Linked DNA regions of Homo sapiens: regions 2, 3, 4 and 5 are each linked to region 1. Evidence: chromatin loops called from intact Hi-C (ENCODE). Cell type or tissue: OCI-LY7. All regions are shown on one strand. Each heading gives the region's core, and the rest is flanking DNA. Links, peaks and the distances in the headings are about the cores only.

Evidence for each region. Hi-C counts contacts between places; a loop is a spot of excess contacts. Peaks named below come from ENCODE experiments on the same cell type or tissue, not always from the same donor. Only the 100,000 strongest peaks of a DNase experiment are listed, where the experiment ranks them.
Region 2: a loop joins it to region 1, with 10 times the contacts of the local background. A loop is called at or near these places in 93 of 110 quality-filtered maps.
Region 3: a loop joins it to region 1, with 7 times the contacts of the local background. A loop is called at or near these places in 6 of 110 quality-filtered maps.
Region 4: it touches region 1 in a loop (2.8-fold over the local background); 11 of 110 quality-filtered maps call a loop at or near these places.
Region 5: it touches region 1 in a loop (7-fold over the local background); 6 of 110 quality-filtered maps call a loop at or near these places.

Annotation. Positions count from the first base shown.
Region 1 is chr7:129,089,856-129,094,185 of GRCh38, forward strand. It overlaps the pseudogene LOC112267982. Among named protein-coding and RNA genes, the nearest start is that of TNPO3, 37 kb to the left of the region's middle. RefSeq lists an enhancer at 3-152. In OCI-LY7, for the core only: CTCF peaks have their summits at 1,838 (motif pointing left) and 2,045; a DNase peak (open chromatin) is centred at 1,836; H3K27ac peaks cover 469 bases.
Region 2 is chr7:128,902,953-128,907,282 of GRCh38, forward strand. It overlaps KCP (kielin cysteine rich BMP regulator), which reads right to left. Exons shown (of 40, transcript NM_001366122.1): 3 at 4,312-4,330; 4 at 4,149-4,225; 5 at 3,327-3,411; 6 at 1,104-1,186; 7 at 775-868. Among named protein-coding and RNA genes, the nearest start is that of KCP, 5.6 kb to the right of the region's middle. RefSeq lists enhancers at 901-1,406, 1,407-1,911. In OCI-LY7, for the core only: CTCF peaks have their summits at 1,888 (motif pointing right) and 2,090; a DNase peak (open chromatin) is centred at 1,879.
Region 3 is chr7:128,839,762-128,844,091 of GRCh38, forward strand. FLNC (filamin C) reads left to right here. Exons shown (of 48, transcript NM_001458.5): 9 at 262-399; 10 at 787-913; 11 at 1,073-1,209; 12 at 1,409-1,602; 13 at 1,693-1,806; 14 at 2,470-2,613; 15 at 2,814-2,937; 16 at 3,033-3,193; 17 at 3,468-3,558; 18 at 3,647-3,816; 19 at 4,035-4,152; 20 at 4,243-4,330. Among named protein-coding and RNA genes, the nearest start is that of FLNC, 12 kb to the left of the region's middle. RefSeq lists a silencer at 2,452-2,501 and an enhancer at 2,678-3,182. In OCI-LY7, for the core only: CTCF peaks have their summits at 2,418 (motif pointing right) and 2,617 (motif pointing right); a DNase peak (open chromatin) is centred at 2,390.
Region 4 is chr7:129,007,240-129,011,569 of GRCh38, forward strand. All of the region lies in intron 4 of TNPO3 (transportin 3), which reads right to left. Among named protein-coding and RNA genes, the nearest start is that of TNPO3, 46 kb to the right of the region's middle. In OCI-LY7, for the core only: no CTCF peak of the experiment used is centred there; DNase peaks (open chromatin) are centred at 1,502 and 2,342; H3K4me3 peaks cover 2,524 bases; H3K27ac peaks cover 4,000 bases.
Region 5 is chr7:128,882,122-128,886,451 of GRCh38, forward strand. It overlaps KCP (kielin cysteine rich BMP regulator), which reads right to left. Exons shown (of 40, transcript NM_001366122.1): 27 at 2,976-3,149; 28 at 2,660-2,742; 29 at 1,881-2,001. Among named protein-coding and RNA genes, the nearest start is that of SPMIP1, 18 kb to the left of the region's middle. RefSeq lists a silencer at 1,514-1,808 and enhancers at 1,554-1,663, 2,114-2,373, 2,598-3,197. In OCI-LY7, for the core only: CTCF peaks have their summits at 1,655 (motif pointing left) and 1,860 (motif pointing right); DNase peaks (open chromatin) are centred at 1,650 and 2,090; H3K4me3 peaks cover 589 bases; H3K27ac peaks cover 554 bases.

The sequences.
Region 1 (4,330 bases), core at 266-4,265:
ACAGAAAGCCAAATATGGTCCCCAATCCAATCACACTGGATGCTCAATTTCTAGTCAGCCTACCTCTAGCTTTCCCATGCCAACAAGCTCCAATCAAGGCATAGCTGAAGACTTCCCTTTTTTTCACTATAAAGCTTTGCACAGCCCTGCCTGCCTGAGTCTCTGACAAATGCGAGTGATGGTGGCTGAGACCCTGGCTAAAGCAAGCGCTGAATAAACAGCTTCTGTTTCTTCTCACTTGGGTGGTTTTTGTTTATTTCCACAGTGCTTAACACTGTGCTCGCAGAGTTAGTGATTGCCCAATACATTTTATATAGAGCAGTAGAATTGCTTTGTCGTATGAAACTTTAAAAAGAATTCCAATAGATAAATAAAAGTGGCATTTCAACCGTTTATTTTATCTAAGTCAGCCAGTAATAAAGGTAGGACTTTTGCAGTGATCTCAATAACATTAAATGAACATGATGGCTGATCCTTGCAACCACAAGGTTTTTTAAAATCCTGATTCACATAATAAGAAGTTGCAAATGCCAAATTTCTGTTTTCTTTTAAACAGGTCACTTTGCAATTAAATATTTGCAGAACCTCTGAAGCACCTCTTCAAAACTCTAGGGCTCTCAGAAACGTGGAGTAAAAACTTACCCTGATGTGAGGTCAGGGTACAGGGTCTTGATTTCAGTCCTAGTGATGCTGCCACTCTGCCGGATAACCTTGGGCATGACACTTGACCTCTGAGATTTGTTCCTCCCTTGTAAATGGAAAGAGCTGAACTAAAGAACTTCTCAAAATTTAGTGCGCATGGATAACCACATGTATATACTGGAGGAGGGTGCGTGCCCATTTAAAATGTAGGTTTCTGACCCACCCAGTGGCGTCTGAGTCAGGGTCCTGGAATCTGCATTTTAACAAGCACAGCTGATTCTGGTGCTAGTGACAATTGGGCACAATTTGAGCAGCACAGGAGCAAATGGTCTTTTAGGTCCCTTCTGGCTCTGATGTGTGTGATTCAGGTGAGGTTGTTGAAGAGAAGTGGGCTGCAGCATTGGGAAAGGAAAAGTGAAGGAGAAAACCATTCAACAGTGGGGAAAATTTTGTTTTTTTAAAAAGCCTATTGTGTCAATATTCTACTTTATTTCTTTTTTCTTTTCTTTTCTTTTCTTTTCTTTTTTTTGAGAAGGAGTCTCGCTCTGTCGCCCAGGCTGGAGTGCAGTGGTGGGATCTTTGCTCACTGCAACCTCCACCTCCCAGGTTCAAGCGATTCTCCTGCCTCAGCCTCCCGAGTAACTGGGATTACGGGCACCCACCACCACGCCTGGCCAATTTTTGTATTTTTAGTAGAGACAGGGTTTCCCCATGTTGGCCAGGCTGGTCTTGAACTCCTGACCTCAAGTAATCGGCCTGCCTCGACCTCCCAAAGTGCTGAGATTACGGATGTGAGCCACCGTGCCCGGCCAGCATTCCACTTTTGAAAGCCCCCGTGACCCTGGTCCAGAAGGACTTTGATTCCTGGCCCTGGTCTTCAAGCTCTTTGCAGAGGCAATGCACATTTTATTCTCCATGAGACCACAGGAAGAAAAAAAAACACCCTCAAATTTCCCAACCCCATGCCCTAAATTTCAATGCGCCAGAGATGAAATGCAACTTGCGAAATGCCTCCCTGCTCTTCTGCTCCACAGTTTCTCCATAGCTTGGCTTGGGGCAGGAGGGGACAGAGGAGGGTTTGGCCAGTCGGGGGTCTAGCCCTCAAAGCCAGATTAAACCCAGGCCACAGCGACTCCTCTCAATTCTGCAATTGGGTCCCAGCTCAGTGTGGCCATATCGCCCTCTTGCGGTAGAAAGCGGGACTCCGCCTGGCTAGGGGAACAGACGCCAGGGGCTGACTGTAACAAAGACCGGAAGCTCTTCTTGGATCCAAGGCAGGTGCAAGGAGGGAAAAAAGGTATCACCAGAGGGACGCTCTTCATTATGACTTTTTCTCTTTTTCCTCACCCTTTCTGCTTCCCAAACCCAGTTCTCCCACTTATCGTTGCCCACTATTAAAAACTGCTTTGTAATGAGAAAACCTGCAGTTTACAAGGTGTTTTCACAAACTTCATCTTATGTAAGCCACTCTCACTGCCTTTTCTCACTTCTCTTCCTCTTCCAGAATGAGAAGAAAAAAATGGAAAAAACAACAAACAAACAACAACAACAAAAAAAAACTGAAAAAAAATTACAAATGCCTTTCTAGTATTTTGCAAAAGGGTAGGCCTGCCCACACCCTTGGTTTAGGTTCCAGGACCAGTTATCTTGGAGCTGAGATCATAACCTTCACCCCTGTAAGGACCCCTTAGCTTTGTGGTCACAAATAGAGTCTTAAACTTGCCAGGGCTTGGTCACAAGAAGAGAGAGCAAAACATATGACCAAAGCGGCACAAGGCCGCTAAACAATTATTTTTGTTTCATCAACTGTTTTTTTTTTTTTAAGAGACAGGGGTCTCAGTGTGTTGCCCAGGCTGGACTTGAACTCCTGGGCTCAAGCAGTCCTCCCACCTCGGCCTCCCAAGTAGCTAGGATTACAGGTACACACTAGTGTACCTAGTGTACAGTAGTGTAACTAGTCTGGCTAGTTAATTAACTTTTAATTTAATTTAATTTTGAGATGGAGTCTCCCTCTGTCGCCCAGGCTGGAGTGCAGTGGCTCGATCTTGGCTCACTACAACCTCCACCTTCCGGGTTCAAGCGATTCTCCTGCCTCAGCCTCTCGAGTAGCTGAGACTACAGGGGAGTGCCACCACGCCCGGCTAATTTTTTGTGTTTTTAGTAGAGACGGGGTTTCACCATGTTAGCCAGGATAGTCTCGATCTCCTGACCTTGTGATCCACCAGCCTCAGCCTCCCAAAGTGCTGGGATTACAGGCATGAGCCACCGCGCCAGGCCTATTTTTTTGAGATGGAGTCTCACTCTGTCACCCAGGTGGGAGTGCAGTGGTGCTGATCTTGGCTCACTGCAAACGCTGCCTCCAGGGTTCAAGCGATTCTCTTGCCTCAGCCTCCCGAATAGCTGGGATTACAGGCATGTACCACCACACCCAGCTAGTTAATTAACTTAAAAAAATAATAATCAAATTATGGGCTGGCCGTGGTGGTTCAGGCCTGTAATCCCAGCACTTTGGGAGGCTGAGGCGAGTGGATCACTTGAGATCAGGAGTCCCAGACCAGCCCGGCCAACATGGTGAAACCCCATCTCTACCAAAAACACAAAAATTAGCCGGGCATGGTGGCGTGCACCTGTAGTCCCAGCTACTCAAGAGGCTGAGGCAGGAAAATCGCTTAAATCCGGGAGGCAGAGGTTGCACCAGGTAGAGATTGCACCACTGCACTCCAGACTGGGTGACAGAGCAAGACTCCATCTAAAAAAAAAAATTAATCAAATTATAACAAAAATTGAAAAATGCACAAATCATAAATGTACCATTCAAATAATTTTCACAGAGTACACCTGTGTAACTAAGCCTCCAGATCAAAAAAGAGAACATTACCAGCATTCCCTAATGCCCCCCTTCATGTTCCTCCCAGTCACAAATCACCCCCACTGTAACTCCTATTATGATTTTTAACATCATAGATTAATTTTATCTGCTTTTGAATTTCATATAGAAGGAATCACACAATATGTACTCACATATATGCCTTTTGCTGAGCACTGTGAATTAATCTATGTTGTTGCACACCATTCTTTCCTATTGTGCTAGTATGCCATTGTAGAAATATACCACAATGTATCCATTTTATTCATGGTAGACATTTTGGATATTTATAGTTTAGGGCTATTATAAGAGTGCTTCTTTGAACATTCTTGTATTCAAGAAAAAACAGCATTTTCTAGAGTGATCAAAGGGATTAATGGGACATTTATATACCTAGAAACATGATTTATATATATGGATATAAGAAAACAACAGGCATTATGAATCCTATTTATTTATTGAACTTCCATGTTTATTGCAGCACTATTGATGATAGCCAAGATTAAAAATCAACCTAAAAATGTCCATAATCAAATGAATGGGTAAAGAAAATGTGGTGTATATACACAATGGAGTATTATTCAGCCATAAGAAAAGAAAATCTTGTCATTTTCAATCATGTGGATGAACCTGGAGGACATTATGGTAATTGAAATAAGCCAGACACAGAAAAACAAATACCTCATAATCTCACTCATATGTGGAATCTAAACAAGTTGACCTCATTGAATCAGAGAGCAGAATGGTGGTTACCAGAGGCTGGGGTTTTACGGGGAGGTTTGGGGAGATGTCTGCCAAAGCACACCTAATTACAGTTAGATA
Region 2 (4,330 bases), core at 117-4,116, 190 kb before region 1:
GAGGGCTCTCTCCCGAGCCAAGACTAGATGGGGTCAGATCTCTGCCTAGATTCCCCAGTGGCTCCCAGTGCCCCAGGCAGGGTGAGGCCTCAGTTCCTTAGCCCGCCCTTTCTGGTCTTCCGTGGACAGAGCATAGCCACACCCATGTGCCCCACCTATCTCTGGCCCCTCGTCACCTCTCACACCTTCCCAGCCAACATTGCACACTCACCCTCCGTGTCAGGGCCACGCCTGTGCTTGATTTCTCCCCTCTTCCTAGAAGGCTCACTGCCTTCCTCAGCCCTTCACCAAGCTAACTTTTCTTTATCCTTAAGGGCCACCTGGGGACCAGCTGCCTCCAGGACGCTTTCCCTCCTGTGCCCAGGCTGGATTCGGTCTCCTTCCTCTGAATTCGCACACTAGCTGGTGCCTGCTTCTATTCCTGCCCTTGGCTGTTACAAGATTTTGCATTAGTGTATGACTCAGTGTCACACTCTAGGGGTCATCCCTGAGGGCTGACCCCATGTCTCATGATTGGGGAGCACAAAGTAGAAAGCAAACATTTATTAAGCTGCACTATGAGGCATGGAATATCATTATCTGCACCTTACACATGGGGAAATTGAGGAAGAGAGTCACACAAGCACTAGGTGGCAATGGCAGAATTTGAGCTCAGGCATTCCAGCTCCGCCACGGACCAAACCCACTGGAGGCCGGCAAGGTGGGCTCTGGAATTCAAGAAATGGCACGACAACCTACCTGTGGCTCTACCAGGGAGGGGCCAGGGGCTCTCACCTTGGCAGGTTGGGCAGCAGTGCCCAGGCCTCAGCACTGGCTCTGGGCAGGGGCTAGGCGGGCACTTCAGGGCCATGCAGCGAACTCGGCTCCTCTGTAATGCACCAGTGGCTGTGAGGCTTCAGGTCTGGCTCCCGCAGAGGGCTGGGTGGGCGGGTGTTGGGCACCCTCGGAGGAGGGGGGCACAGGGCAGGGATGGAGGGAGAACCTAGCTGGCTCCACCTCTCGGGAGGCATGTGAGGGGGCTGGAGGAGTGGCAGGCAGGGCCCAGGGCAGGGCAGGTGTCCAGGGAGGTGCAGGGCCTGGGCAGAGGGGACAGGTGGACTCACCAGGCAGGTGCACTGTAGACAAGGGTTGGAGCTGGACAGGAAGGTGACCCCCTCCTCATAAAGCTGCCCCTCATAATCACAGCCTGGGAAGGTTGGCAGGATGACAAGTGGGTCACCAGGCAGCAGGGTGGGTGGACATCACTTGAGGTAAGGCATGACCCCAAGTAGGTACTGGACCCTTGGGGTTGAAGGGATGGCGGGGCAGGGCAGGACAGGGCAGGAGGTCACCGGGCCGGCAGATGGGGCAGCACTCCCCAGGTGGGGTGCAGCTCTCCAAGCAGTTGAGCTCTGAACACGAGGGCCCCTGGCACTGCACGGCTCCTGTCTGCAGGGCAGACACTGAGCCAGCCCTCCCTTCCCCCACCATCCTCCCTCTTTCTCTCTCTCCTGCTCTCCCTCCTCGTCCCTTCCTGTTCCATCCCTCTCCTTTGCCAGAGCTGGCTTACTCTGCAGGCCTAGCAGGCTTCAGCCCTGATGCCTGGGCAGTGGCAGTAGCAGCCCTGCCTAGCCCCCACATTTGGGCTTGGCATGGTCAGGCCGGCAGTCTGCCCAGCAGCAGGGATGTGGGTGGTGGCTGATTCCTTTACCTGGCAGGTGCAGATGACACAGGGCCCTGGATGCCATGTTTCCCCAACCCCGTGGCCCTGGGGCAGCCTGGAAAACCAGGCCCAGACCCCCAAGTAAGAGACCCAAAGGACTGGGTGCCACATTAAAGGGGCACCATTCACGTGACAGACATCAGAGACTTTGATATTTACTACCCCTTTCCAGCAGATGGCAGTAAAGTGTCCGATAGGCACATCATCAGCATGGTTCCATTATTTTACAACAGATGGAAGTAGTGTCTTGAGGAAAGGGTGCCTTTTAAAATTTCACCAAAGACATCATATAGGCTAGCAGTGGCCCTGAGGCACCACGTGCCCTGAAGAGTGTGTGTGTGTGTGTTGGGGGAGCGGGGGTCAGGGGTCTTTTCTTTGTGTGTCTTTTCTTTGAGATCCATCAACCCCCAAGATTTTAGTCCTCATCTCCAGCCAGCACTCCAGGCTGCATTTCCAGACCCAACTGGTCTGAGTCCTTGTCCCACCTTTCTTACTACCAACTGAGACTCCTCTCTCGGAGGGGCTTCCAGATGAAATATAGGATGCCCAGTAAAATTTGAACTTCAGAAGAATAAGACGTCAATTTTAGTATAAGAATGTCCTAAATATTGCATAGGATATACCTATACTAAAAACTTACATGCCGTTTATTGAAATTAAGATTTAACAAAGCATTCTAGACTTTCATTTGCTAAATCTGGCAACACTATCACCTTATGAGCCAGTAACACCCCCCTGCATAGCCATGACCTCCTCTTCCTCCCAGCTCTCTTCATGTCCCCAGCACCACTGCTATCCTAGTGTCCCAAGCTCGGCCTCCACTATTCCAGGGGACCCAGCCAGTCACCGGCTCCTGCCCGTCCTTTAGAAACATCCCCCTTTCTCCAGCCCACTGCCATCCCTGGCTCCATGCCTAGACAACTGCTGTCACAGCCCCGACGCCTCTGTCTGCATCTAGCCCTCACCAGGTGAATATTCCTCAAGCGCCCCCTTGACCATGCCACACGCTGCTTCAGCCTTCAATACCCCCCACTGCCCATAGAAAAAAGTCCTAATTGCAAGGCTTACAGCAGCCTGTTCCCACTGGCCTTCCCACATGGACTTCCTGCAACCCACCTCTCTCCACCCTGTCCTTGTGCCCAGAGGAACCTCACGTACTCCCTCTCCTTCAGGTGGAACCCCACTTTCCCATGAAGACCCAGCTCAAAGGACCCATTGTCTGTAAAGGCCCCCTGACTGCCCAGCCTCGACGGGCTTCCCCTGCCTCCTGTGCCCTCCTCTGGCAAAATACACACTGCACTGCCTTCTACACCTCCTCTTAATCTGCTCATTGGGTCTTCAATCTTGTGGTAGCTTGGCTATGAGCTTATCTTCTCAACTAGATTGGAGGCTCCCTGAGGGCAGGAAAAAGATTTTGTGCCTGTTTCCCTATGGTCTCTGGCTCAGTCCCAGGCCAGAGCCAGTATTTGCTGATTTGTGCATGGGTTCTGCACTCCCCTGGCCACTGTCAGAGTGAGTGGGTAGGCACCCCTGGGCATGTCCCAGACTCACTGAGGTGGCAGGCTGTGTCTGTGGGCCAGAGAAGGCAAGCAGGAGGTGGGGCTGAGACTGGCAGGAGGCTGACCTGGCTTACAGTGCGGGCAGCATGCTCCTGGCTCAGGGCAGGGTCCTCTTGGGCATGGCTTCTGGTTGCAAGTGATGGTACCTTCCTGTGGGAGCAGACTGAGGTGGCTGCACAGACATCAGATTCCTGGAGGGCAGGGCCTCTGGAAGTAAAACCTCAGCCCAGGCTGGGACATGTCATAGGGGCAAGAGGATGAGTTGGCTCTGTGGATGTGGGCTACCCTCTGTGTAAAGGCAGAAAAGAGACATCCCGCCCCCACTCCCATCGTCTCCTGATGCTCTTAACCCTAGGAAACCATCTCTTCCAGGTGCCAGCACATTCCCCAGAGAGGGGAGATCCTAGGAAGAAGACCGAAGACTTTCTCAGGGAGGAAGGAGGAAGGAAAGACTGGGGGAAGGTGGATGTGGCAACTGGTGAGGGAGAATAGGCAGGCCAGGGGGTTCCGAAGTAGAAGATGGGCAGTGGAAGAGTGGGAGGTGATATAGGAGGACAAGCAACTATTAAGTTGGTGCAAAAGTAATTGCGGTTTTTGCCATTAAAAGTCATGTCAAAAACCGCAATTACTTTTGCACCAACCTAATACATTCTCTGCCCTCCATGCCACTGTTGGCCAGGTCTGAATTGAGTGGCTTGGGGACCCCCCAGTGTCCGTGGGCATTGAGCTCCTTTTCCTACTCGGAATCAACTGAAAGCCACCGTGGCAAGGTGTGGGAGTGGCAGGCAGAGCCCATTATGCGACATCTTGAGTGCCACGCTGCAGTGACAGGTAGCTGGAGAGAGGCAGACAGGTGAGGGATATCCAGGTAGGTCCTGGGAGCTTACCAGACAGCGGCAGGTGGTGCAGGCATCTGGGGAGAAGGTCTCCCCGTTGCCGTAGGTCTGGCCATTTTGGCTGCAGCCTAAGGAGACAGCAGTGTCACTCAAGCACCCCATGCCATCTGCAGGTCTTTAGGTGGCCCCAGTGGGCGGATAGGGTGGCACTTACCCCTGCAATGGGGCAGGTG
Region 3 (4,330 bases), core at 331-4,330, 250 kb before region 1:
CCCACTCTCAGCCCAGGCTCTGCCATGCATTTCCCCAGTGGCACTGGCTCGGAAACTTTCTTGTAACCTGCCTGATCTGGGGCCTGTAGCCAGCTCCAGCCCGGCAGCCCCGGTTGTGCTGGGGACACAAAGGGCTCCAGAGCAGGGCCGTGGGCCACTGCCTGTGCCTGGGAGGGGTTAGAAGGACTGTGCACAGGGAGGTGGGGGCTAGTGGTCCAAGGCCCCTCAGCACCCCCAACCTCCTTTCTCTTCCTCCCCTAGCCTGTAACCCCAACGCCTGCCGCGCCTCTGGGCGAGGCCTGCAGCCCAAGGGTGTTCGCGTGAAAGAGGTGGCTGACTTCAAGGTGTTTACCAAGGGTGCCGGCAGCGGGGAGCTCAAGGTCACGGTCAAGGGGCCAAGTGAGTGCCAGAGCCCAGGGTCGTGAGGGTGGGGCTGGGGGATCATAAGGGAAGTATGGCCAGTGGTTCTGACTCCCAGAGGGCAGTGACAGCCAGCACCACAGCTCCACAGTGACCAGAGGCACCCCAGAATCTCAGGCTCATTGTCTCCTCTCTGCCTCAGTTTCTTGGTCTACAAGCCAGGAATGATTCTCTCCACCCTAAGTGCTATACGGGGTGTTATGCACAGGGATGACAAGTGTTCCCTGCCCTGAGTTGCAGCACTGCTCACTACAGCACTGCCCTCGGGCTGGGTCGGGGTCCCAATGGCTCCTTGAGGGGATTGAGGAGCTGGGACTTCAAGGATATTGATCTGCCTTCTTCCCCACCCTGCCCCCATCTCCTCAGAGGGCACAGAGGAGCCAGTGAAGGTGCGGGAGGCTGGGGATGGTGTGTTCGAGTGCGAGTACTACCCGGTGGTGCCTGGGAAGTATGTGGTGACCATCACGTGGGGCGGCTACGCCATCCCTCGCAGGTGAGTACCTTGCGCCCCCCATGCTGTCCTGTCTAGGCCATCACAGGGAGGGACGAGGGGCACTGGGCTGCGAGGGAGTTTGAGGGGAGATGGAGTTTGGGCTGCGAGGGACTTTGGGGGGCACTTCCTGGCATGGACACCAGCTCCCTCTCTGCCCAGCCCCTTTGAGGTACAGGTGAGCCCAGAGGCAGGAGTGCAAAAGGTCCGGGCCTGGGGTCCTGGTTTGGAGACTGGCCAGGTGGGCAAGTCAGCCGATTTTGTGGTGGAAGCCATTGGCACCGAGGTGGGGACACTGGGTAAGTGGCTGGGGGGCAGGAGGAGGGAGTGCTGCGGGGGAGGGCAGCAGGGGACACTGTGGGTAATGGGTGCAGTGCGCATGCTGGGGAGCGCTGGGGTGAGCAGGGAGATAGGACATGAGGGCAGCTAGAGGGGAGCTGGGGGACGGAAGGGTCTTGCCTGATGCTGGATCCCCGACCCTCCCCCACCTTGCCCCAGGCTTCTCCATCGAGGGGCCCTCACAAGCCAAGATCGAATGTGACGACAAGGGGGATGGCTCCTGCGATGTGCGGTACTGGCCCACGGAGCCTGGGGAGTACGCTGTGCACGTCATCTGTGACGATGAGGACATCCGAGACTCACCCTTCATTGCCCACATCCTGCCCGCCCCACCTGACTGCTTCCCAGATAAGGTGTGGTCCCAGCTCACACACACCTGCCCCGGGGGTGGGGCAAGCTGGTTCTCCTCCCCTCCCCAACTCAGCCTTCTTCCCTCCGCACAGGTGAAGGCCTTTGGGCCTGGCCTGGAGCCTACCGGCTGCATCGTGGACAAGCCCGCTGAGTTCACCATTGATGCTCGTGCAGCTGGCAAGGGAGACCTGAAGCTCTATGCCCAGGTAGGTCATTGTCCAGTCTCTGCTGCCCTTACTACCCATGGCAGGGACCCTGGAAGGCAGGGCCAGGCCAGAGGCAGAGGCCTCCCAGCAGGAAATGACAGCATCACAGAAGATCAGGCAGGACTGATACTCATGGGCCCATCAGTACCATGGAAAATTTTAAATTTTGTGTTTTCTTAACGATGATAACCTAAAAACGTATTTTACCAAAGAGTCATTTTTGTGCTAATTTGTAATTGAAAGATTGTTTCATTGAATAAGACACTGGTTTCCCAAGTCAGTTTCTCAGACTGGTGTCCATTGACCCCTAGAGGTTAATGAACATATTCTTGAGGATCTAAGAGGGTGATTCTTCTTTGAAAGGCTCATGATTCAGTTTTAGGAACATAAATTTAGCCCACACTCTTCCTGTCCAACACATTTCAGAGTTGAGGAAACCTAGGCTGGGAGAGCAAGCCATACAGATGGCCTTGAGTCAGGCTCCCAGGGTGGGCTCTGGCCGCCAGAGCACGTGGCCCTGGGCTCTGGTGGCCTCAGTGGCTGGTGTGGGGGCGGGAGTGCCAGTGTTGGGGGTGGGAAAGGAGGCGCTGGGTTCACCTGCGGCCAGCAGAGGGCGCTCTGCAGAGGCCACAGCTATGAACTTTGCTTGGGTGATGCCCACAGGACGCCGACGGCTGTCCCATCGACATCAAGGTGATCCCCAACGGCGACGGCACCTTCCGCTGCTCCTACGTGCCCACCAAGCCCATTAAGCACACCATCATCATCTCCTGGGGAGGCGTAAACGTGCCCAAGAGCCCCTTCCGGGTGCGTCCTCCCGGCCTGCCCCGTGCCCACCACCAGGGGTCCCTGAGGGAGGGCGGAACCCTCGCTGGAGTCCCTGTTGTCCCTGGGCTCAGGCTGGGACTGAGGCTTGGGCTGGTGCCACTGAGGCTGGGCCGGGTGCGCTGGGCAGGAGGATGAGCCTTGAGGGAGGGCACCACGCTGAGCTGCGACCCCTCCCGCAGGTGAACGTGGGCGAGGGCAGCCACCCCGAGCGGGTAAAGGTGTACGGCCCCGGAGTGGAGAAGACAGGCCTCAAGGCCAATGAGCCCACCTACTTCACGGTGGACTGCAGCGAGGCGGGGCAAGGTGCGCCCAGCCGGAAGGGGTGGGTCTGGGAGGGGGCGGGGGTGAGTCGAGTCGGGGGCTGAGCCCAACTCACAGCAGTGCCCGCTTCTCTGCAGGCGACGTGAGCATCGGCATCAAGTGCGCCCCAGGCGTGGTGGGCCCTGCAGAGGCTGACATTGACTTCGACATCATCAAGAATGACAACGACACCTTCACCGTCAAGTACACGCCACCAGGGGCGGGCCGCTACACCATCATGGTGCTGTTTGCCAACCAGGTACCTAAGCTCCTGGGTACTCACAGCGACATGCACCTGCCAGCTCCAGAAGGCAGCTGGAGATGCTGTCACTGGGAACAGGGAGGGATGATTCCGCAGACATGGTGGAGCCCTACCTGTGTGAGGCAGGGTGCCTCAGAGGAAGCAAAGGGGGCCCTTTTGGAGGCTGCCCCTGTCCATGCTGGGTCCCCTGGGTGTGTCCTGAGCCAGCATCTAGCTGAGAGCAGGGGTGTGTTCCCCTCGAGAGCCCTGACTGAGCCTCCTCCACATCCAGGAGATCCCCGCCAGCCCCTTCCACATCAAGGTGGACCCATCCCACGATGCCAGCAAAGTCAAGGCCGAGGGCCCTGGGCTGAATCGCACAGGTGAGTGTCTGGGCAGGGGCTGGGACTGGCTCGAGGTTGGGGTTAGGTGGCTGCCAGGCCCTCACCACATCTCTGGGTGGGTCCTCAGGTGTGGAAGTCGGGAAGCCCACCCACTTCACGGTGCTGACCAAGGGAGCCGGCAAGGCCAAGCTGGATGTGCAGTTTGCAGGGACAGCCAAGGGCGAGGTTGTGCGGGACTTTGAGATCATAGACAACCATGACTACTCCTACACTGTCAAGTACACCGCTGTCCAGCAGGTGCGCTCTGCCCCTCCCATGCTACCGCCCGGCCGGCCCGCCAGAGCCCTGGGTCTCCCTCCTCCAGTCCCATGGGACCAGTTCTGGATCCTCCACGCCTTTCCTGCCTCCTGCCCTCACTCTCATGGTGGATCTGAGCTTCAGAGCCCATATTCACCACCAGGATGTTGTAGGACCTTGCCTTATATCCAGTTCTGACCTACCATTGTACCCAACAGGGCAACATGGCAGTGACAGTGACTTATGGCGGGGACCCTGTCCCCAAGAGCCCCTTTGTGGTGAATGTGGCACCCCCGCTGGACCTCAGCAAAATCAAAGTTCAGGGCCTTAATAGCAGTAAGTGGGGCAAGAGCCACCCTGGGAGTGAGGGGTATTCGGGTAGGGTGGACCGGAGTCTCCTCATGGTGTCACTTGCCCTCCACGCAGAGGTGGCTGTGGGACAGGAACAAGCATTCTCTGTGAACACACGAGGGGCTGGCGGTCAGGGCCAACTGGATGTGCGGATGACTTCGCC
Region 4 (4,330 bases), core at 265-4,264, 83 kb before region 1:
GGAAACAGCATAGCCAGGACTTAAACTTAAGAAGTCTGGCTTCAAAGTCTATGATCTTAACCATTACACGATAGCTACCTCCCAAACTTGCTTACATACATAGAACAAAGATATGATTAATATCAAGGACTTCCTATATTTCAAAAGCCTGTAAAGTTAGGCAGACTGCAACAATAATCTATCTTACTAATATTATACATTATTATCAGTGTAACTAGCTATATACTAATTTACCTGGATAATGATTCGTGTATTACCAAAGAAAGCCATGAAATATTAACAGCATGGGGAAACAGAATCATCTATCACACATGAACCAACTATTTTACTAGTTTTAAGCATGTCAGCTTGAAGTATACATCATTTGTAATGAATAACATCAGAACTTGATTGCTAACTAAATGCAGACTCACTTCCGCTCATTTTCATTTATTGTGCATATTGCATTATATATGCTTGTTGGAAAAAGGTGGAGTTGCAGCTAACTTGCAGAGAAATTAACCACGTAACTATGAGTATACACATAAGTTTATGTCTAGGATATAGACTTCTGAGACATCTGTCACTATCTAAAGCCACAAGAGGCACAGAGTAAATATCCAAGTATTTATAGAAGGAAGAATGGCAGGGGCCGGGTGTGGTGGCTCACGGCTGTAATCCCAGCACTTTGAGAGGCTGAGGTGGGTGGATCACAAGGTCAGGAGTTTGAGACCAGCCTAACCAACATGGTGAAACCCCGTCTCTACTAAAAATACAAAAATTAGCCAGGTGTGGTGGCACGCACCTGTAATCCCAGCTACTCAGGAGGCTGGGGCAGGAGAACTGCTTGAATCTGGGATGCAGAGGTTGCAGTGAGCTGAGATTGCGCCATGGTACTCCAGCCTGGGCGACAGAGCAAGACTCTGTCTAAAAAAAAAAGAAGGAAGAATGGCAGGAAAGGAAAGAACTAAGAGCCCTTGCTTTAGAGGGGAAAGTATTTGTAAAAAGTCATCAGAGCCTGCGTGCAGTGGCTCACACCTGTAATCCCAGCACTTTGGGAGGCTGAGGTGGGAGGATCGCTTGAGCCCAGGAGTTCTAGACTAATCTGAGCAACAAAGTTAAGACCCTGTCTCTACAAAAAAATTAAAAAATAAAACAACACTTTAAAAGTCACCAGAAAACACACTAGATGAGATAAGAAAATGTCACAAATATGGTTCTGGCCCCATTAAGTTCTTCTAGATATTTTTTACTCAAGACTTTCTTTGTTCCCCTGAAACTCAGAAAGAAAATATTCAGGGATGCCAGGCACTAAAATGGCCAGAATTTTTAGAAAAGACTATGACACTAATATATGCAATATATTTAAATATGTAATACGTAAACTAATAAATGCACAGGAGCACTTAATTTAATACGGTTCAAGGCTGAAAGTAGCAAAATGAACGGAGTAACTAAGTTCCCTTAACATGAACTGGAGCCACTGAGAGATTTCTCTTTAAGAGCTGATACTCATTCTCTCTCCCCCTCAACCTGTCTCAAACTCTCAATTGAATCTTTGATGCTGTTGATATAAACTCATTACATAATCACTTGGCCTTTAGACTTCCTGAATGATATTTCAATTTTAATAAGACATGATGTGTACAAGTGGAAGGATTTGCTTGTACATTCTAACTATTGACTCAAACTGAAAGACCAAATTCTGAAAAAAACCTGTTTCTAAAACTAATCTCTTTGAAAAGATGAAATTCTGCAAATTAAATCAAACATACATTCTAAAACATCAGAACTAACAGTTATCTTCTGTTCCTCTTTGAGAGCTATGCTATGTTAAAAATCTGCCTCTTAAAGTCCTCAAAAGCTTCAAGATAAATGCCACAGAGTCCAGAAGAGCTCACCAGTAAAAAGATAGCAGGGATAAATAAGAATTGAGATCTTAGATTAACAAAATAGAAAGTGAAGAGACAAAAATGTTAGAAGCACAGGTTCAGTTTAGCTATGAGAGCAAGCAGAAACACGTTTAAAACTTCAAAAAGTTCAACACCATGTTTAGGAATGGGTCCATTAGGACAGACCACAAAAGTATAATACTAACAAGAAATAGGACAGAATGTAATCATTAAAGGAGAGTGTGCAGGAAACTAAATGAGAAAAGGTCTTAAGAGGGGTTTGGAACCTGGCATTACAGCCACATGCCTATTTTTTTCTTGGCCATTTTGGACTAATTTCATCCCCTGGGTTCTATAACATGACAAGCTACATGACAAAATTAGAGACATTTTTAAGCACCACAGGAAATATATTTTTCAGACTGCATCACAGTTCCTCAAAATATCACCTGTGATTGATTGTCATGATGTGCTAAGTCAGGCACGTGCCTTGAATGCCCAAGTGGCTGCTGTAGTTGACTGCTGTGGCAGTAACCATGACACAAAATACATGTGGATGGGATTATTTTAAATTCACAAGTGCTTACAAAAAGAAAATGACAAATTCAAGTCCATTAACTCTCACCTCAGGCCACAGTCTGAGCACCACAGCTTTCACGCCCAGTCTAAAAGCAGCTCTTACTTTTTGTAGCTACAAAGTTAGTACTGCTGAAACTCGTATACCAAACTTAGTTGTGTGACTTGCTGAATTACAAACAACAGGTGAATTTACAGTCCCTCCACACTTCTCATGTGAAAGTTAGGAAACTGACTGGTAAAGAATGGGATTCTGAAACTTGGAAAGGAGACACCTGGTTGGACCTAAATGAACATGAGTCCATCATACTTCAAAAAGACAAAGCCAGAAAAAAAAAAATTCAAGGCAGCTTTAAAATAAATCCTCATTTTGAAAAGAATTAAGATTTATCCTACCTTTCTAGTAGGAGCTCATAAGAATGCCAACTTATATGTACAAGAAATAACAGAAATAGTCAAATATCATTTTGCAACCCATGATGAAATTATTATTATTTTTAGAGACAGTCTTGTTCTGTTGCCCAGACTGGAGTGCACTGGCACAATCGTGGCTCACTGCCACCTTGAACTCCTGGGGTCAAGTGATCCTTCCTGCCTCAGCCTCTTGAGTAGCTGGGACTACAGGTGCATGCCAACATGCTTGGTTAATGTATTATTTTTTTTTTGAGACAGGCTCTTGCTATGTTGCCCAGGCTGGTCTTGAATGCCTGACATCAAGCAACCGTCCCACCTCAGCCTTCCAACGTGCTGGAATTATAAGCATAAACCACATTGCCTGGCCCATAATGAAATTATTGATTAAGGTAGGGATTATCTACTGGAATGTAAAACAATTAGGCTAAAGTCTGATAGGGAATTGAACATTCATAAACTAACAAGCTACCATCACACAAACTACATTATATTACAAAGGAGGAAAGTGAACTTTAAAAATGGAAGGAACAGACTTTCATCTTAATCCAGTGGTCAACCCTAGCATCACTAATAGAAGGTCAACTGAACGCTGTATATATACTAAGACATAGCATCAAGTACCTATGATATATTCTAGCCCAAAATATTTAACTTTAAAAAACTAATCCTCTAAGCCTCTCAGTTTTTCTCAATCAGGATTCTAGGAAAGAATTATATCCTATAGGTTGGGTGTGGTGGTTCACGTTTGTAATCTCATCATTAAGGGAGGCCAAGGAGAGAGGATCACTTGAGACCAGGTTTGAGACCATAGAGAAGCTCTATATCTACAAAAAAAAAAAATTGTATAGAATTAAGCCCTTCAGAAAATTATCTGAGTGCCCATCTTCTTAATTATCCTAAGGGCGGTATATAGCTAGAACCATTATTAATGTAGAGGAAAGAATTCATTACATATAACGAATAGCTTTAGGCTTAATTCTCTTGAGGAACCCCTACTGAGAAGGGCTGTTTTAGATACAACTTCCAATTAGAGGAAATACAGAGAAAAGAAAAACATGCTAAAGGAAACGAAGGAGAGGCAATCAGAAAATCATAAAGGTAAGATAATTCTATAAAATGACTGGTACAATCTCTTCAACAAGTCATGTTATTTTAAACAAGGAACAGAATGTGGGACTGTGACTAAGAACCTGATACAAGGCATAGTTACAGATTGGATATTCTTTGTAAAAAGTATCTTTTTTTGTTTTTTCTTTTTGTTGAGATGGAGTCTCACTCTGTCGCTCAGGCTGGAGTGCAGTGGTGCCATCTCGGCCCACTGCAACCTCTGCCTCCCGGGTTCAAGCAATTCTCCTGCCTTGGCCTCCCGAGTAGCTGGGACTACAGCTGCATGCCACCACGCCCAGCTAATTTTTGTGTTTTTAGTAGAGACGGGGTTTCACCATGTTGGCCAGGATGGTCTCGAGCTC
Region 5 (4,330 bases), core at 99-4,098, 210 kb before region 1:
GAGCATACCCATATCCCAGCACCTTGACTCCAGGGAGGATAAGTCCTCTTTCTCTTCAATTCAGTCAAGTTTACACGTTTTAAAAGAAACTTTGCTAGGCTATTATTTGGGGCCGGGTGGGGGTGCAAGGTGACTGGAAACAGACCAACCATGGCTTCCTTAGCCTGAGGTCACTAAAAATGGCCAGTCTGCGGCCTGCTCTCCCTCCCGCTATCTGTAATACAGTGTGGCTACAACTGCGCAGGGAAGCACACAGCCAGGCATCCCGGGTTCGAATCCTGATGCCAGCACTCAGTGCCTGTGCTTATTAGGTTGGATTAATCCACCTCTCTGAGCCTCAGTTTCTTAATCTGTAAAAAGAGATTAATAATACTTCCCTCACTGGGTAACTATGAAAATGAAGCGAGAGACTTTATTAAGAGCACCAAGTACAGTCTGTGGCATGGAACAGGTGCTTAATCAATGTTAGTCTTCTTCCCTTCCCCTGAAGCACCCCCTAGCAAGTGTTGATCAGAGCAGCCCTCCCTGATGGATGCCAGGGATGACTGCACAGCATTATGAACGTATTTAATACCACAAACTGTACACTTAAAAATGGTTAGGATTGTACATTTTAGTGTCTTACCACCATAAAAAACAAACAAACAAACAAACAAACAAAAAACAGAAAAGTCGGCGAGGTGGCTCACACCTGTAATCCAGCTCTTTCGGAGGCTGAGGCGGGTGGATCACCTGAGGTCAGGAGTTCGAGACCAGCCTGGCCAACATGTTAAAACCCCATCTCTACTAAAAATACAAAAATTAGCCAGGCTTGATGGCGCATGCCTATAATCCCAGCTACTCGGGAGGCTGAGGCAGGTGAATCCCTCGAATCCAGAGGTTGCAGTGAGCCGAGATTGTGCCACCGCACTCCAGCCTGTGCGACAAAGCGAGACTCCGTCTCAAAAAAACCAAAACCCAAATAAAAAAACCAAATTGGAGAAAATAGGATTATCATTAAAAAAAAAAGTATGTTTTTTCTTTCTTTTTTTTTTTTTGAGACAGAATCTCGCTCTGTTGCCAGGTTGCAGTGTAGTGGCACCATCTCAGCTCACTGCAACCTCTGCCTCCCGGGTTCAAGCTATCCTCCTGCCTCAGCCTCCCGAGTAGCTGGGACTACAGGCATGCCCCATCATGCCCAGCTAATTTTTGTATTTTTAGTAGAGACGGGGTTTCACCATGTTGGCCAGGATGGTCTCGATCTCTTGACCTTGTGATCCTCCCACCTTGGCCTCCCAAAGTGCTGGGATTACAGGCGTGAGCTACCAACCTCGGCCTGTTTTTTCTATGTAAGGATAACGTTCACCTGTATTGCAAAGGTAGGTTATCATTTCAGTGTTGGTATAGGACCAGAAACAGAAAAAAATTCCCTCCACAACAAATGTAAAATGGCTGTGTTAGGTAAACAACTATTAAATCCAGGAGACAGAAATTGGCCATCTTTCAATATTTGTAATAAAAATAAAACTGTTTCTTTACTTTTCCCCCCAATCTTAATAAATTTTTACTCTAACAACGACAACAAAAAAAGCTCGCCCACCCCTGTGGCTGGGCTACCCCCTGCCTGCCTGGGCCTCACGTCTCAGCACAACTGTCGCCCTGCAGCGCCACCTGCTGGCCAAGATGCTCCACAAACTGCACCCAGCTGCGGAGAGGCAAAGGGTTCCTGTCAGCTTCCCCAGTTCCCTTAGGGATGGTGCAGCCCTCGCCGGCCAGGCATAGGGTTCCAGAACAGTCCACTGGAGTCAGGAAGAATCTGGGGCTGGGACTGGTGAGGAAGGGCGGCAGGGGGTGGCAGCCCTAACCTCATATCTCATCTACCCCCACATCCCTGGACTCACCGGCACAGGTGGGACAGCAGTGCTGGGGCCCAGGGGGCAGGAGCTGGCTGGGGGGGCAGCCCACCAGGCTGGGACACTGCCGCCGGTGACAGCGAAGGCTGGGAGGCCCCTCAGGCTGTGGCTACAAGAATGAGTGAGCAGCGGTGGGTCCTGGGCCACAAAAACCCAGAGCTGCCCTTGGCCGGGACTTCCGGCCCCTCCCTCTGCCTGCTGCAGCCTCTTCCGGGACATGTCTTGGGCCCTGAACTCAAGGCTGAAGAGAGACTCAGTGTCTTCTAGACGTGCTCCTCACCCCATGCCCTAGTCTCTGAGATGATGTCTCCTTCTCCTTTAAGTCACTTGGGCCTGAGCCCTCATGTGACCTTTGATCCTCCGGCAGGCTCATGCCATCCTCCTCCCCAGGCCCATGGCTTAGTACCCTGACCTGTGATGTCATTTGCCTGCTCCAAGCCCTTCCATGGCCTTGCAAATAGAATCTCCACAATATGACCCCTAGCCACGTCCCAGGTGGCTCTCCGGCCATACACACCCGCCCTGCACTGCAGCCAGGGGGGCCACCTACGGCCTCCTGCACACTTGGAACCTGCGCTCCTTGTCTAAACCCAGACCTCCTGGCCCTGTTGGCCCCAACCCTGCCTTGTCTCCTGGCCACAGGGATACACTCCTTTGGCCCCCAGAGTGCCTGCTCCATGCAGTGACCAGCTTGGCTGGGCCTCATCCCATGCTGCCCACTCCCCCCCGACGAGGTGCCCCAGCCCCACCACTGTGCCCTCACCTACCTCGCAGATGCACACTTCACAGGGGTCTGCCCCAGGCTGGAAGCTCTCCCCAGGCTCGTACTTCCGGCCCTCATGCTCACAGTCTTTGGGGTGGAGTGAGAGCAGAACGGGACCAGGGGTCCTTCAGGCTGGCAGCGAGGCAGGGGTGGAGTCCTCTATCTCCAGCCTCCCCCTGATCCCAGGGAGTGGAGTGTGCACAAGGACGGAGGCCACTTCTCCAACTGCCTGTCTCTGCCACCCGGCCCAGCAGCGGCAGGGAGGTGTGGGCCCAGGGCTCCCTCCTCGCCTTTCCCCTCCCGCCCCAGGCTTCCAGTACCAGAGCATTGAGGACAGCAGTCATGGGGCCCTTGGCGGGGCTGGGCGCAAGAGCTGATGCACTGGATGCGTGCACAGGTGACGACGCCCTCGTGACACACACAGGAGGAGCAGGCACTGTCGGGGGGCACCCATCTACTGCCTTCGGGGTGCTCTTCCCCATGAGCCAGGCAGCCTGTGGTGCAAAGTGGGCAGGGACGAGCTCGGAGGTTGAGATCTGGACATCTGCTCCTGGCCCCCACCCTCAGTGGTCAGCTAGGCACGTGGCGCCAGGAGTGAGTTTGCAGGGATATGGCGGGAAGGTGCGATGGGGCAGAACTCCTGTCTGTTGTGGAGGGGAAAGGCACTGGGAGGGGTTCAGAACACCTGGGTTCTAATCCTGTTCTGTTCCTACCTGCTCTCAAGACCAAGCTCCAGGCAGCAGGCACTGCCCAGTGCAGCCCGCACCGGCCACAGACCTGGCATGCAGCAGCTGTGTCATAAATGCATGTGGACCAGGTGAATGGCTCCATCGCTAACCATGTGCCCAAGGTAACTCAGTCTCTCCGGGCCTCAGTCTCCTCATCTGTTAAATGGGGATTTCCTCTGTCCTGCCTCCCTCCCAGAGCAAGTGAAATGCTATGACAGTTCTGTGGTTCTGTAGAAACACCACCACACTGCGCAGGGTGTGGGACGAGGGGGCAGTGGGCAGGCTAAGAAAGGCTCAAGTTCAGAGCCAGATGGTCCAAGTGTCCATCTTGACTCTGCCACCTTCTCTACCTCTCTGTACCTCCACTTTCTCGTCTGTAAAATAGGAGGACTAAGAGTGCTTATCTGGTAAGTTGTTGTGCTGATTAAATGAGATAATACACGTAAAGTGCTCAGGGCCTGGCACATGCTACCTGCTCACTGAATGTCAGGTATCTTGATGATGATGATGATGGTGGTGATGATGATGATGATGATGAATGGGGTGTGGTTAGGAAGAGGGGCAGCTTTTTGTTTTATTTTTTAGACAGAGTCTTCTTTGTTGCCCAGGCTGGAGCACAGTGGTGCAAATGCAGCTCACTGCAGCCTCAAACTCCTGGGTTCAAGTGATCCTCCCACCTTGGCCTCCCAAAGTGCTGGGATTGCAAATGTGAGCCGCTGCACCCAGCCCAAGACAGGCAGCTTTGAGGGAACTCTAACCAGCACCTGGAAGAGGGATGGTCTGGGCAGTCCCGGACAGGGAGAGGTAGGAGAAGCTGAAGGTGGCAAGGGTGTATGCAAGGGCCAGTTGTTGGGGCAGGGAGGTGGGAGAAGAGCTGGCTGAGGGGAGGGAGGTGGGGTGGACAGAGGGACACAGGGCCAAGGGGCTGAAGCAAGGGGTAGGGCTAC